Regions from separate parts of the Homo sapiens genome. Here region 2 is linked to region 1. A link is a loop called in an ENCODE intact Hi-C map of the cell type or tissue named here. Cell type or tissue: CD4-positive, alpha-beta T cell. All regions are shown on one strand.

Region 1 (8,000 bases):
ACATTGATCAGTTAGGGTGGGGCAGGAACAAATCACAATGGTGGAATGTCATCAGTTAAGGCTGTTTTTACTTCTTTTGTGGATCTTCAGTTACTTTAGGCCATATGGATGTATATGTGCAAGTCACAGGGGATGCGATGGCCTGGCCTGGGCTCAGAGGCCTGACAATACCTTTATCAATTGGTTACTATTTCAATGCCCCCTTTAAAATTTGCTATGCAAATGAGTATATGCTTGTACTTGACTTCCATATTTGTGCTAAAGTGAGCAAAGTTATCTATATAAAGAAAACACAATGAGTTGTGACAAGGATGACGTGAAAATACAGGACAATTCTGACAATGTAGGGGCTGATTTTATAGTGTAAGAACTATTAATGCCCCTTGCTTCTTTTTTCTGCCTCTTGCTCTTGTCTTTTGGACATTTCAGTGATTGTAAGTTCTTCGGTCATGTCAGCCCCTGTCATCAACTTGAGTTACAGTAGATGGGGCAGACATGGAGTGTTTGCTTTGCGGAACTATCTGTCTGTTTTGCTTCCTTGTGCTCTTTTTGTTCTCTGTTCTCCTGTTAATGAAGCTTTTCCTGCCCATTATTAATCCAAACTCTTGGGCCTTGTGGTTAGGAAATTCCCTTAACTTCCAGCCATGTGGCATTATCATGTCTCTTTCTCTCTCTCGCTCTCTCTCCTCTCCTCCTCCCCCCAACATTTTCTGTCAAATAAGTACTGTTTACTCATTTAGTTGCTTATCAAATACTTATTCTTGGTTTTAAAAAAATTATTGGTAACTGTACTTTTCTTATTTTTTAGCATTATTCAAATGTTTACATTTTAATACTTTAAACCACTTTAAAATTTTTTCATGTTTAATTGTAGTTTTAAGAAAAACTATTTTGAACAACCCCAAATATAGTGCATCTAGAAACTAATGTATATTTGAGTAGACATCACTTATAGTGGAACAGTAGACTGTAGTACATGGTAATTTTCCTTTTACTCTTAAGATACAATAAAACATGACTAATTTTCCTGTCAAAAATGTAAAGAATAACAATAAATGAAGTTTTTATATTTTACTTTTAAGATTGCCTGTCTTTACTAAGACAAAGCCTTAAGCCTTATGTTATAATTTTGGTTCTAAAAATCATCATTTCAGTATGAGGAATGAGTATATTTCGTCCTCCTCTTTAGTTTTCTTCTTCCTATTTATTTTTATTTTGAGAAATTTCTACACCTTCTTTGAATTCCTTGTATGAATTTTTGTTTCCTAGAAGTTAATTTGTGTGAAATGAGATTCTTCAAAACGATGAAACCTCGTAGCTCTGAGAAAAGGTTTTAGGGTTTTAAATTCTAAGCAAACCATGACTATGGCTGACTGACTACACATTTAATTATACAGCTTCTCTTTCTTAACCACAGGCAGATTAACCTCATTGTGGATTGTCCTTCAGACCTTAGTCCTCAGGCATGGTTTCTGGTGCCCATTCCTGGAAGCCGCTGTTCCCTTTCTACCTTCTTACCAGAGCCCAAGGGCAGGCCTGGTCTCGAGGAAGCAGCAGCTTGCTGACATGAGTCAGCTGCAAAGGCTGAGGAGTGTGCCCTCAGAGAAGCAGCGCCCCCCAGTCCTGCCCCAGTGCCCAGAGCCGCAGCTCCTAGGGATGCTCCTTCCCTGGAGGCGGCCCAGGAGAGGGACTCTGGCAGCGTTCTTCAGATTTGTGACCACTGTTTCTCATTTGCTGGTTGACTATTTTTATTTCTTAGGCTTTTGCTAGTTTTAGAAAATAGGAAAGCAGCCCGTGATTTGTGGATTAAAAGCAACATTTGAGCGATGATGCACAACAGTCCAGGAAAATGGGCAGTGACACTTGAGGCTGAGGATGGGAGTCGACATGAGCAGGGAGAGGGAGGTGCGCGCTGCTTATCTGTGATTGTTGCTCACCTGAGTGTGGCTGATTGTGTACATCCAGCAGCTACAATTTTTAAAAATTATATTTTTACATTTATTTTATATTTTTCTCACCCCCAGTAATTTCCTTCCAAATAAGTTCACATGTAATAAGTAGAAATTCTGTACAGGAAAAAAGCATTAAAAATACTATTATAACTGCTTCATTTGCTGGGAACCATTACAAGTAGTATAAATTAGCTTTTTCCAGAAGGATCCTCTTGTAGCAGGGTTTATGAATGTAACCCCCAGCAAAATGTGACTATATATTAGGAGAGCCAGTTTGGAGCAGAGGCCTGAAGGTCCCTGCTATGCAGCCGTGGCCACAGCTCACAGCACCAGTGCTGTGGAGCATCCACACCTTTGATGGCAATGCAGAGTGATAGCAGGTTCCATAGGTGTGACAAAACAGCATTAAAGCTCAGTATTTTGCATATTTTTAGCATTTAAAAATATTTTTGCTTTAGTGTGAGGAAAGTAAGGATGGGCAAAGAGGCGATCAAAATAGCTATTGCTATGACATTTTAGAAAACAAAGTTGGGGCCGTATTTCTTTAAAAAGATAAGCCTCTAAAAATGCTTGGCAAAAAAACTATAGTGTTAAAATAGGCCAGTGATATTAATGAGAAAATGAAAGTATATATCAGGAATAAAGTGATATTGCATAGGAGTATTGTATTTTTATGAATTTTGTGCCAGTTGTTTACATGTACTATATATGTTAAATAAAAAAATCATGAAAAATGAGGGAAATGTTTTTCTTGATTGTTATTTTCATTTCCACCTTGACTGTGATCAAGTTCGGCCTCGTTTTGTAGTCAGATAGCCATGAACTGGTTTGAGTCAGATGGCAGTCCTGAGAAGAGAGGGAGGGATCATAACAGTGGGGGTAGACTCTGGTCTTGTTGTTGGTAGTGGTAGGCACTGAGATTATCCGAACTTTTCCTGTATTTATGGTAGAGTCACTTACATTCCTTTATCCTTTTCATCAAGGGACACAGTAATTCATTCAAACTATATATTGGGAATAATTAAAGGGTTGCTAAAAGCTGCTTTAATGTATTTAAAAAATACGTTGGTATCAACATTTTCTAAATTGTAGCTCAATGTTTTTACTTGATACAAACATCAACTTCTTGGTTCTTTCTCTATGTAGGAAAGACATTTCAGCTCTCTTCATTCCTGTGTAATTACTTTCTTAACACAATGACACCTTGATTCTGACATCTTTGGGGAATGAGGTGTTCTAATACAGTTTAAAAGTAGCTCCTCTTTTAATTAGCAGGCATCAGCATCACCTGGAAGGCCTGTAGATTGCTGGGCCCCACCACAGAGGTTTCTGTTTCAGTTGGCCTATGGTGGGGCCCCAGAACTTGGATTTCTTAACAGTTCTCAGGTGGTGTTGAGGCTGTTCGTCCAGGGACGATACTTGAGAGCCTCTGCTCTAATCGGTGGGTACAGACTGGCTGGATGACTGGCCTCCAGGGGGCGCTCCATTCCTCACAGCAATCCCACCAGAGCTGGTTGATGGACACTCTACCAGGAGCTGAATTTTACCACGTACCTTCTTTGCCTGTTAGGGGGCACTGCTTCAATGAAACTTGCAAGGAGCAAAGAACAGATTAGGAAATTTTTAATCGGAACACTGATATGAATTATAGATTATTTACATATTTTGAAGCTGCAAACTGCACCTCGTTTCTTTTCAGTTCAGAGATGGAAAAGGAGTGAAAATCCTTGAAATAGAACTTCCTTTTGTAGGATTACTTTGTCTAGAAGACAATACATAAATTCAATGATGTGTGGGGATTGCAAAAATTCATTTTCCACTTTATTACTTTTGTTTTGGCACCACAAATCCGAATCTTCTTCCTTTATTAGAAGTCAGCCAATAATCAGCGCTAGGTCACAGATTGCTTGCTTCTTTCTTCTTCCTCCTTTTTCTCCTGCCCCCAACTAGAAGTTTCTAATTTGAATCAACAAAATTGTTCTCAATGCAGAAAAAGAGGAGCTACTTTTAAACTTCATTACATTCCTGAATTGGTCTTTATTTCACAGCATCGTTATCAGGACGAATACATTTTACATTAGAAATTGAAAAGGATATTAAGGTACAAAAAGGTCTTGAAAACTTTCCTTTTACATTTCCTCCCGTGAGAGAGATTTTAAAATTCTGAATGAATATATAAGAATTGAAGACTCGATTTGATTGTAGTGTAATTAAGAGATAGTTTTCCTTTTTTTCAAAGAGATTAGGATAACATTGATACTGGATCCACTTTCAAAGCAATGTTTTCTATAGTTTTCTATACTCAGTTATCTTTAACCCAAAACTCTAAATAAGTATGCACAGTGTTGTCAAAATGACTTTCAAATAAATGGTAGCACTACATGGTATTCTGCTTCATAGGCATGTTCTTTTAAATGCAGCATAATATCATTTCGTTGATTTTTTTAAGTATCTGGTGGGCCTTTTTCCTGTAGGCAAATTTAATATCTTGGCGGGGGGAGTTGAATTTTGCAGACTTCAGCTCGTTTGGTTGTTATGCTGATTACTCTGATACCCTTAGTCCTTATGCATTTCTGAAAAAATAGAAATGAAAATACGAAATGGCCACTGCTAAGTAGATTTGGCATAATGTCATGAAAACTGGGAAAGAAAGATGCCTGCAGGCCACCTCTGGCTCTGCCCCCTGCTGCTGATATCCTGCTCTTTGGCCAGGCTCCTCAAGTCTTCACTCTGGTATCCGCTTAGTGAACAGACTTCAGATTCGGAGGCCTCGCTCTTGCTCTGGAAAATTCTCTTCCCAGAAGAGTACAATTTGGTAATCCCTTGAGCCCTTTACATAGGTAACAAATTTGACCTTTTTGAACAGACTTATATGGCAGTAATTCTCAAACTTATCTGCACATTAAAATTACTTGGGGAGCTTCAAAAAATCCTGAAGCCTTTTTCCCACCCCTAGAGATGTGTGGCCTGAGATTTAGAATTTTTTTTAATCCCCAGTGATTCTAGTGCCCTAGGGCTAACATTTTAGAACTTGCCCTCCCTACTTCACCTCTGAATAACAAGATTTCCACATCTCCACCCAGTCAAAGTAGGAATGGCAAGCGTCTGTCATGTACACTTTATTAATTGTGATTATTAATTTCTACATTATTTCTAATCATGGCACCTAGTGTTGAGTAGACTCTTCAGGAAAGAATTCTGTCTTCAGTTATGGATGCTGCCAATGGCAGGGAGAAGGGGGAGAGTGGCAGTGCAGGTGCCACATATTTGTAAACCCTGATTAGAGTGTCAAGAAGAAATGGGAATATAGCAGCAAAAAGAAAAAATACAAATCACTTTGAAAATTTATTGTGTGAGGAATCATGTGTCTTCTCTGCAGATGCTTTTTGCCCCTCCTGGAATATGCTTTTCTTAGTATGTATTTCAGATACAACTCAAATGTCACCTCTTCTGTGAGGTCTTTCCTGACTGCCTGCCATTTGGTTGAGTGCATTGCCTCCCACTGCCCACGTGCCCATAACTCCCACGCACACATTTATCAACATGACTTTTCCCCCACTCTATTGTGTTCTTCATAAAAAGAACATGTCTTACTCCATTCTGAATCCACAGTGCCTCTTAGCACAGTTCCTGGAAAGTAGTACTGCTTAATGATGTTTTGAAATAAACCATACTTTATTCAACAATGCAGTAAATTGCAGATGGCAATAAAAGTTGTTTTTAGGACTAAAAGACAGTTTATGTTTTCCAGCCATGGAAAAGAAATAACAAGGAAATGCAGGACATCATCAGATGAGGTAAATATCATAGGGGAAAATATCCGTGTCAAACAGCTAAACAATAATTAACCTCATAGCATATCCTTGGTAGGTACTTTCAGACATGGCTAGTGACCATATGAATTTATTGGAAGGCAATATGATAAAGACACATACATCTGTCCAGGGGCGGGACTCATTGACTGATTTCAGTGTGTGGCTCAGGATACTGTGGTGACCAGCCATAGACACATTTGCTGCTGAACAGGGAGCAAGGAACTCTGGTAATTTGATTAAAAGTCTGGGAAGAGGGATTTTCCAAAGGATGAGAAGGGACTGATGTGTTATTATTGGGTGTAGATATTAGGGAAAACAGATGACAACAGTTGCACAATTAATATTGTCATAATAGAGACAACTACGCTGGAATCCATAATCCATCCTTTACAAACTTAGTGAAATAGGGCATGTTTCTTGAACATCAGTTTCTTTTAAAAGAATATGGCTTTTAGGATAGTAATTAGAAACAAGAAATAGACAAAGGAACAATCACAGCAGGAAATTTTAATATACCTCTCCTTAGAAATTGAGATAATAAGCAAAAAGATCAGTAAGGAAATGCATGATTTGAGTAATAAAAGCAACTTGATTTAACAGTCATATGTAGAACTGCACCCAACAAGTGAAGAGTATACATTCTATTCAGGTATATGGGACATTTCCAAGAATTGACAGTAGAACATGAGCTCCTGACCAGGCACAGTGGCTCATGCCTCTAATCCTAGCACTTTGGGAGGCAGAGGCAGGCAGATCTCTTGAGCCCAGGAGTTTGAGACCAACCAGGGCAACATGACAAAACCCTGTCTCTACAAAAAATTAGCCAGGGTGGTATGTGCCTGTATTGCCAGCTACTTGGGAAGTTGAGGTGAGAGGATCACTTGAGCCCAGGAGGTTGAGGCTGCAATGAGCCATGATTGTACCACTGCACTATGGCCTGGGTGACAGAGTGAGACCCCTGCCTCCAAAAAAAACAAAAAACTTGAACATGAGCTCCAAGAAAGCATGACTTTTTGGCCTATTTTGTTTACAGATGTAACCTAAGCATCTAGAACAGTACCTGACACATGTGGGTGCCCAATATTTGTTAAAGGAAAGAATTGATCATACCTGGAGCCAAATGGCAATTCTTTGGGGGGGAAAAAACAATCTTAAGGATTGAAAATCCTTTAGTTGGAAATCAGCACAAATGAAACAGTTTTAAATATTAATTCATAATTTATGATGAAAATTTGAGAAAAAATAGAACAATTATATGCTACAAATTGTGTGTGGAATATGACTAAAGCAGTTCTAGAGTTTTTTTTTTGGCCTTTAGCCTAAAATGCATTCATTAAGCCAAAAATCAATAAATATCTGTATCAGGAATATAAATAACAGAATAGTTCCCCCACCCCAATTTGAAGGGAATAATGAGCAGAAATTGATGAAACAGAAAACAGATCAACAAAGTCAAAGTTGGTGTATTAGTCCTTTTTCACACTGCTGATAAAGACATACTTGAGACTGCGCAATTTACAAAAGAGGTATAATGGACTTAAGTTCCACATGGCTGGGGAGGCCTCACAATCATGGCCGAAGGCAAGGAGGAGGAAGTCACATCTTACGTGGATGTCAGCAGACAGAGAGCTTGTGCAGGGAAACTCCACCTTATAAAACCATCAGATCTCATGAGACTTATTCACTATCACGAGAACAGCATGGGAAAGACCTGCCTCCATGATTCAATTACTGCCCACCAGGGTCCCTCTCACAACATGTGGGAATTCAAGATGAGATTTGGGTGAGGACACAGCCAAACCATATCAGTTGGTTATTTGAAACCTTAATCAGGAGATAAGAGAGAAGGTGTAAAAGATAAGGAATGGCAAATTACAGAAGCTGCAGAGAGTAAACAGGTAATGGGGATATTATAAACAAACTTTGTCAATAAATTTGGACACTTTGATAAAATGTCTAAATTTCTAGAAAAAACAGAGCTGAACCAAGAAGAAATAGAAATTAGAAATAACAGTCATCCCCCAGAAAGAAGTTGGATTAACAACTTTTTAAAATCTTCCCTTGAAGAAAACAACATATCCAGTGTTATAAGCTATTCCTACCAAACATTCAAGATATGGATTATTCCAGTCTTACACAAACATCCAAAAAATAGCAAATAAACTCAGTTCTTTAGATGACTGCAACATTAATACCAAGAGCACAGTAGGGTCAATGCAATAAAGGAAAATTG
Region 2 (8,000 bases), 59 kb after region 1:
GTTTGTTTTGAGATAGGGTCTCACTTTGTCACCCAGGCTGGGGTGCAGTGACATGATCATAGCTCACTGCAGCCTTGAACTCCTGGGCTCAAACAGAGTTGAGCCCACCTCAGCTTCCTGAGTAGCTGGGACTATAGGCTCATGCCGCCTGCTAAATTTTGGGATAATCTGCCACATAATGATAGATAACTGGCTCACATCTGTAATCCCAGCACTTTGGGAGACCGAGGCGGGCAGATCACTTGAGGCCAGGAGTTTGAGACCAGCCTCGCCAACATGGTGAAACCTCATCTCTACTAAAATACAAAAATTAGACCAGCTTGGTAGTGTGCTCCTGTGGTCCCCACTACTTGGGAGGCTGAGGTGGGAGGATGGCTTGAGCCTGGAAGGCAGAGGTTGCAGTGAGCCAAGATCACCCCACTGCACTCCAGCCTGGGCAACAGAGCAAGACTATGTCTCAAAAAAAATTAAAACTTAAAAAATAATAGATAACTAATATATTAATGAAATTCAAAGATACTTCACATTTGTTTGAACTTATTAGTAGTTGGCAGTAATCTGCAAACAATAATCTATAAATCTAACCATTCAGGCAACAACTATTTACTGAGTTCCTATGTCTTCCTAACACAGGCTATTTTAATTACAGCTGTGATGTGATTATTTTTCTGGCCTTGAGCATAGAATTGTAGAGATCTGATTGAAATCCTGGTGTTCATAGTTAGAGAGAATTTGGAAAAGCTCCTTAACATCTATGTGCCTGTTTCCTCAACTATAAAATGGTGATAATACAATATTATGATGAATAATCAAGTTCTGAACCTTAGTCTTACCTTAAAACATAATTTGAAAGTCAAGGCATAAATAGATTTTTAAAACTTAAAGTATCTTGCCCAGACTATAAACAAGGCTATTTGTTATTTTGCTAATTATTTTTCTTTCCTGCAGCCATTGGAAGATCATGGTCCTTAGATGAAATAAATAAATATAGCAATTTAAACAGGGTCAGCTATGTTTTTAATATACTTGCTTCCTCCCCTTGCCATTTATTGCTAATTTTTCAGTCACGTGTGAAATCCCTGATAAGGATCTGCACGTTACAAATATCCACAAATTTCATATTTTCTCTCCTAATTATTAGAAGTTCAGATACAGGCTGGGTGTGGTGGCTCACACCTGTAATCCCAACACTTTGGGAGGCTGAGGCGGGCAGATCACGAGGTCAGGAGATCGAGACCATCCTGGCTAACACGGTGAAACCCCATCTCTACTAAAAATACAAAAAAAAATTAGCCAGGCGTGGTGGCGGGTGCCTGTATTCCCAGCTACTCGGGAGGCTGAGGCAGGAGAATGGTGTGAAACTGGGAGGTGGAGCTTGCAATGAGCCGAGATCCGGCCACTGCACTCCAGCCTGGGCAACAGAGCGAGACTCTGTCTCAAAAAAAAAGTTCAGATACAATTATTATAATAGAAACTTTATTCTAGCAAAATATGAATACACACATTTTTCAGTGACAGAAAAGTAGTCACAATAATATGAAAAAATGATATATAAATTCAGTGAAAACTAGAGAAATAAAAATCTGAAACTGTGAGTTATTTCTCAAGTAAATGAAGAGAATATCAAGAATCTTTCCCAGCACTTTTTTTTTTTTTTGACAGAGTCTCACTCCATCGCCCAGGCTGGAGTGCAGTGCCAGTGATCTCAGCTCACTGCAGCCTATGCCTCCCAAGTTCAAGAGATTTCTCCTGCCTCAGCCTTCCAAGCTGGGACCACAGGCACACGCCACCATGCCCGGCTAATTTTTTGTATTTTTAGTAGAGATGGAGGGGGTTCTTACCATGTTGCCCAGGCTGGTCTCAAACTCCTGAGTAAAGGCAATCCACCCACCTCGGCCTCCCAAAGTGCTAGGATTACAGGTATGAACCACCACATCCGGCCAGCACTTCTGATCTATAAATACAACTGTCCTCAACCAACAGTTTACTTCATTTATTGTAATACATTCATAATTCAAAGATGTGATTGCCACTGAAAAGTATTTTTCAGGGGAGGGGTTGGGAAGGGGAAAAAATTATTTTTCAAAGGAAGTTATTGGCTGGGTGAGGTGGCTGACACCTGTAATCTCAGCACTTTGGGAGGCCAAGGCAGGTGGACTGCCTGAGTTTGAGACCAGCCTGGGCAACATGGTGAAGCACCATCTCTACAAAAGACACAAAAAATTAGCCAGGCATAGTGTTGTGTGCCTGCAGTCCCAGCTACTCGGGAGGCTGGTGTGGGAGGATCATGGAGCCCAGGAGGTCAAGGCTGCAGTGAGTTGTGATTGTGCCACTGCACTCCAGCCTGGGTAACAGAGCGAGACTTAATCTCGAAAAAAAAAAAAAGTTATTTACTGTGAAGAGAGGCAGAATATGCCACACCAAAATATGCCACTTTAGTATAAGGATTATTTTGAGCTACTTGAAAAACAGCAGATGCAAGAAGGGCACCCTGATCTCTTTTCTTCCCGAAAACAGGAAATAAGAACTCCCACATGAAAGATGCCCTCCTTGTACGAGGAGAAAAGAAACATTCTTCAATGGGACATCATAGCTGAGAGAATTCAGTGGAAATGACCTTGTTAAAATAATTATTGTTTTGGCAGGTGCCTGTAACCCCAGCTACTCGAGAAGCTGAGGCAGGAGAATTGCTTCAACCTGGGAGTCGGAGGTTGCAGTGAGCCAAGATCGCGCCACTGCACTCCAGCCTGGGTGACAGAGCAAGACTCCATCTCGGAAAAAAAAAAAAAAAAAAACAAATATATATATATATATATATATATGTGTGTGTGTGTGTGTGTGTGTGTGTGTGTGTGTGTGTATATGTATATATATGTGTGTGTATATATATGTGTATATATGTATGTATATATGTGTATATATGTATGTATATATGTATGTGTATATATGTATGTATATATGTATGTGTATATATGTATGTATATATGTATGTGTATATATATGTATGTGTATATATATGTATGTATATATATATTGTAGCATCCACACATAATTTAGTCACTTTTCTACAACTGCCTCTCGTTATTCAACTTAATATAAAAGCATTTAGATTTCGCCACTTCTCTGGGTGCTCATTTCCTTATGAGGGCTCTAAATGATTCAGGGCAGGTGAGCCCCAAAATTGGGGCTTAACCCAGGAAGTTTCTTGGCTTCACCCAGCAAAGAATTCAAAAGTGAGCTGGCGGTGTTAGACAGCAACATTTATTGAAGCGGCGGTGCACAGCCGCAGAAGCACTGCTCCTTGTGGAGTGGGGCTATCCAGCAGGCTGTGTGCCCAGAGTAGCAGCTCAAAGGCAGGTCTGTAGTCATGTTCACATCTGCTTGTAATTATATGCAAATTAAGGGGTGAATTATGCGCAAGTTTCTAGGAAAAGTAATGCAGACGTTTCTAGGAAAACAACCCCGGTCGTAGGGTCGTTACCAGGAAAGGGGTGGCAACTTCTGGGTGTTGCCATGGCAATGGTAAACTCACATGGCACATTAGTGGGCGTGACTTATGGAAAGTAGTTTCCTCAATCTGGTCCCCTCTTTGAGCCTCGCCTTTGGAATCCCACCTCCTACCTCACCGTGTCATTTAAAACATATAAATTTGTATGCTTTTCTCTTTTTTTATTTATGGCAATTTATCAGGCTCAGCTAAAAACCCTCAGGGTAGAGGTAAACTTTTGCATCCCCTTTTCTGAAATAGAAAAACTGGCATTCGTATCAGATAGGTTCATTCTATCTGCGAGATGGTAATTTTTTTTTTTTTTTTTTTTTTTTTTTTTTTGAGGCGGAGTCTCGCTCTGTCGCCTAGGCTGGAGTGCAGTGGCGCGATCTTGACGCGCTGCAAGCTCCGCCTCCCGGGCTCACGCCATTCTCCTGCCTCAGCCTCCGGAGTAGCTGGTACTACAGGCGCCCGCCACCCCACCCGAAGAATTTTTTGTATTCTTAGCGGAGACGGGGTTTCACCGTGTTAGCCAGGATGGTCTCGATCTCCTGACCTCGTGATCCACCCGCCTCGGCCTCCCAAAGTGCTGGGATATATATTACCCGGGCGTGGTGGCGGGCGCCTGCAGTCCCAGCTACTCCAGAGGCTGAGGCAGGAGAATGGTGTGAACCCGGGAGATGGAGGTTGCAGTGAGCCGAGATCGCGCCACTGCACTCCAGCCTGGGCGACAGAAGGAGACTCCGTCTCAAAAAAAAAAAAAAAAAAAAAAAAGAATCTTGGATCTGATTTTGGGCTGGATGTTGTGCCTCATGCCTGTAATTGGGAGGCTGAGCTGGGCAGATGACTTGAGCCCACGAGTTGAAGACCAGCCTGGGCAACATGGTGAAACCTTATCTCTACAAAAAAACACAAAAGTTAGCTGGGTGTGGTGGTGCATGCCTGTGGTCCCAGCTACTCAGGAGGCTGAGGTGGGAGGATCACTTGAGCCCAGGGAGGTCGGGGCTGCGGTTACACCACTGCACTCCAGCCTGAGTGACACAGCGAGACTCTGTCTCAAAAAAAAAAAAAAAAAGAATCTTGGATCTGATGTTGATACACACGAAAAGGGTGAAAGCAAATGTTCCCCAAGACAGTACAGAGATGTAGAATAATTCTTAGACCTTAGGTTACTGTTAAAAGTTCCACCATGTATGGGTGGATCTTTCATGTGAAACTTTGAAAACTAATATGAAAGCCACTCATATAATGCAGTTCTATTGCTGAACATGAAATTCTATTAAAATTGAGATTTTTATGTCCTGAAGCTCTGGTTCTGATTGCTCACTCCGAACAAGTTTCCTTTAGTACACCTATTGGATATATTGCTTTACCTGGTTGAACATCTACATTAAAAAAATGTTTTACAGGCCAGGAGTGGTGGCTCACGCCTGTAATCCCAGCACTTTGGGAGGCCAAAGCCGGCGGATCACCTCAGGTCGAGAGTTTGAGACCAGCCTGATGAACATGGAGAAACCCTGTTTCTACTAAAATTACAAAAAAATTAGCTGGACTGGTGGCACATGCCTGTAATCCCAGCTACTGGGGAGGCTGAGGCAGGAGAATCACTTGAACCTGTGAGGTGGAGGTTGTGGTGAGCCGAGATCGTGCCATCGCTCTCTAGACTGGGAAACAAGAGCGAAACTCCGTCTCAAAAAAAAAAAAAAAAAACTGGAAGTTTAACAGGCGAAAGAAAAAGCTCTCTGCACAGAGAGGGGTCCCGGAGAAAATGGGTTGCTACTTCTGCAATGAAATGCAGAAGGTGTTTTTGTTTGTTTGTTTTTTGAGATGGAGTCTTGCCCTGTTGCTCAGGCTGGAGTGCAATGGTGCAATCTCAGCTCACTGCAACCTCTGCCTCCCGGATTCAAATGATTCTCCTGCCTCAGCCTCCCCAGTAGCTGGGATTACAGGTGCCTGCCACCACGCCCAGCTATTTTTTGTATTTTCAGTAGAGACGGGGTTTCATCATGTTGACCAGGCCGGTTTCCAACTCCTGACCTCGTGATACACCCGCCTCGGCCTCCCAGAGTGTTGGGATTACAGGTGTGAGCCACCGTGCCCGGCTGAAATGCAGAAGGTTCTATAGATGAGCTTGAGGAGGTGGTGTCTGATTTACATAGGGCATGAAAGATTGATCTGACCAGGTGTGTTATTTGCATAGCACACAAAGAAGCTGGCTGCCCCACCCTAATCTTTTATTATGCAGATGGATTTTCTACCTGGCTGGCACCATGTTGCCTGTTCCTTTACTGCACACATGGTGACAAAGAAAAGGGAAGATGGAGCCTCCATGTTGAACATGCCTGGGCCTCAATTAGCCCTTTTCTATTGGCACACCTGTGCAAGTGTCCAGCTTGCTTATCATGGATTACATGGGATTTTGTAAATTATCCCAGTGACTTCACTATTACAATGTCCCAGTTTAGAGGTGAGTACTGGAAGCTTAGCTCATCCAGTCAGAGAGCAAGTGGCACGAAAGAGTCTTGGTGTTGAGTATCCCTGCCACCCTCCAAGCCCTTGTGCTGGGCTGTTAAACAGCAGTCCCTTGACTCAGAGGCCGTTTCTGCCCTGCAGTGATCATAAAGACTAACTAAATTCAGGCAAAATGTCAAGATAAGGCCTTTAGCTTCATTATAAAATGGAAACTAAAGATACATTGATAGTAATTCTCTGTATAACTTATCTTGCATCTATTACATGAGATATTTCAGAAAATGTTTTGATTTCCGTTATTTCCTAGGAAACAAATTGCTGAGTTCCACCTGAAGGAAGACTTTACTAATGCCAATGTCATGTTAGGAAGATCTTTCTTCATTTCAACTAACAAAGCTCTGGTACACCAGTGAACAAGTTAAATAATGGGATATATAAAACCTTTTCAACTAGAAGTTTGTTTGTTTTTGAGACGAAGTCTCACTCTTTCACCCAAGCTGGAGTGCAGTGGTGTGATCTCAGCTCACTGCAACCTCCACCTCCCGGGTTCAAGCAATTCTCCTGCCTCAGCCTCCTGAGTAGCTGGGACTACAGGGGTGCACCACCACACCCAGCTAATTTTTGTATTTTTAGTAGAGACAGGGTTTTACTATGTTGGCCAGGCTGGTCTCGACCTCCTGACCTCGTGATCTGCCTGCCTTGGCCTCCCAAAGTGCTGGGATTACAGGTGTGAGTCACTGCGCCCGGCCTCAACTAGAAGTTTTAAAATAGTAAATGGAATTGCATGTCTGTGTGATTCTTAAGCCATTTTACCTTCTCGCCCAAAGTGACTCTATCACTGATACCAAATCAATACCCATCACGCATGTTGCCATATGTACTTCTGCCTCACCTCCAGGGAGGCTTAGCTAAGGGGAAATGATGGGGTCAAATCAAGCCGAGGGATGAACTGCAGACAGATGGGAACTGCCCTGGGGATGGGGTCTATGTCCTATTCATTTTTACAAATAAAGACCTGACACGTAACACTGATAATAACACTGACAGATGTGGGCAGCAGTGATTTGGAGTATCATATGTTCTTCCCTTTCAACCACTGTACACTCTAGAAACAAAGAAATGTTTGTTTCGTAAACACAACTTCTTTATACTCAGAACCTAGGACTTAAGTCAATTGACACAATCATCTTCCAATAAATACTAGAGGTTAAGTTGGTGACTAGGTGCCAAAAAGGTGTAGTGTGGTTGAGGGGTATACCAAGGTTATCTGAAAGAACATGCTATTGTTGGATTCATGGCGTTGTATATGTGGGAGAGGACAGAGGTGCCTCCAAGAACTCCCTGGGTGGTAGACTGAAAAGGATGGTGGTGCACATGGATGGGTCCCCTGCATGTCACCTCTAAATTAAGCTGTGATGAAGACGTCCCTGCTACGCTATAACTCACTGTCCTAACCGAGCACCTTAAAATAGGGTTTGAGGAGATGGTGAAAAGTGATAACAGCGTTGCCAGATGACATCCCAAAGGCAGGCAGAAGATAAGAGCTTTTCCAAAGCTGCTCTCCTGAGAAGGCCTCACTTTTTGCCTAAGTAGTACCTACCTCAGTACTTGGTTTAGAGACTCCAGGAAACCCTCTCTAACCCAAGGCTAGATTAGGTGACCCTGCTATGATCCTATAGCACCTGTTATTACACTTTGATAACCTATTTCAGGACATGACTCTGGAGACTCACGGCCTCAATTCTGTCCTCAACCAGACTCCATCTGTTCCTTAGGGCCGTGGTTATTGTAGCCCCTGTGGCATCCCCATGGAATAGTTAGTGTGAAGCCTGGTGCAGAGTATACACCCAGGTACTTGCGGAATGAATCATGTAGTCTTAACCTTAGAGGACTCATCTGGCCTTGTCCCTGTTTCCACCAGCATTCCACACCAAACAGAACACGATGTACAGAGGCTGAGATTAGGAATGAGTTGGCCAGAATCACAGAAGGTTGGAGTAGGAAAACCATAGTGAGGTTCTTGTGAAGGCTTCCTGATTAT

Evidence for each region. A loop is a pair of places that touch in the nucleus more often than their neighbours do. Peaks named below come from ENCODE experiments on the same cell type or tissue, not always from the same donor. Only the 100,000 strongest peaks of a DNase experiment are listed, where the experiment ranks them.
Region 2: it touches region 1 in a loop (4-fold over the local background); 32 of 110 quality-filtered maps call a loop at or near these places.

What each region holds. Positions count from the first base shown.
Region 1 is chr7:32,843,373-32,851,372 of GRCh38, forward strand. No RefSeq gene overlaps it. Among named protein-coding and RNA genes, the nearest start is that of KBTBD2, 44 kb to the right of the region's middle. RefSeq lists enhancers at 1,117-1,618, 1,619-2,118. In CD4-positive, alpha-beta T cell, a CTCF peak has its summit at 3,534; a DNase peak (open chromatin) is centred at 3,449; H3K27me3 peaks cover 262 bases.
Region 2 is chr7:32,902,008-32,910,007 of GRCh38, forward strand. No RefSeq gene overlaps it. Among named protein-coding and RNA genes, the nearest start is that of KBTBD2, 14 kb to the left of the region's middle. RefSeq lists enhancers at 3,544-4,045, 4,046-4,545. In CD4-positive, alpha-beta T cell, no CTCF peak of the experiment used is centred here; DNase peaks (open chromatin) are centred at 3,394 and 3,874; H3K4me3 peaks cover 1,300 bases; H3K27ac peaks cover 1,380 bases.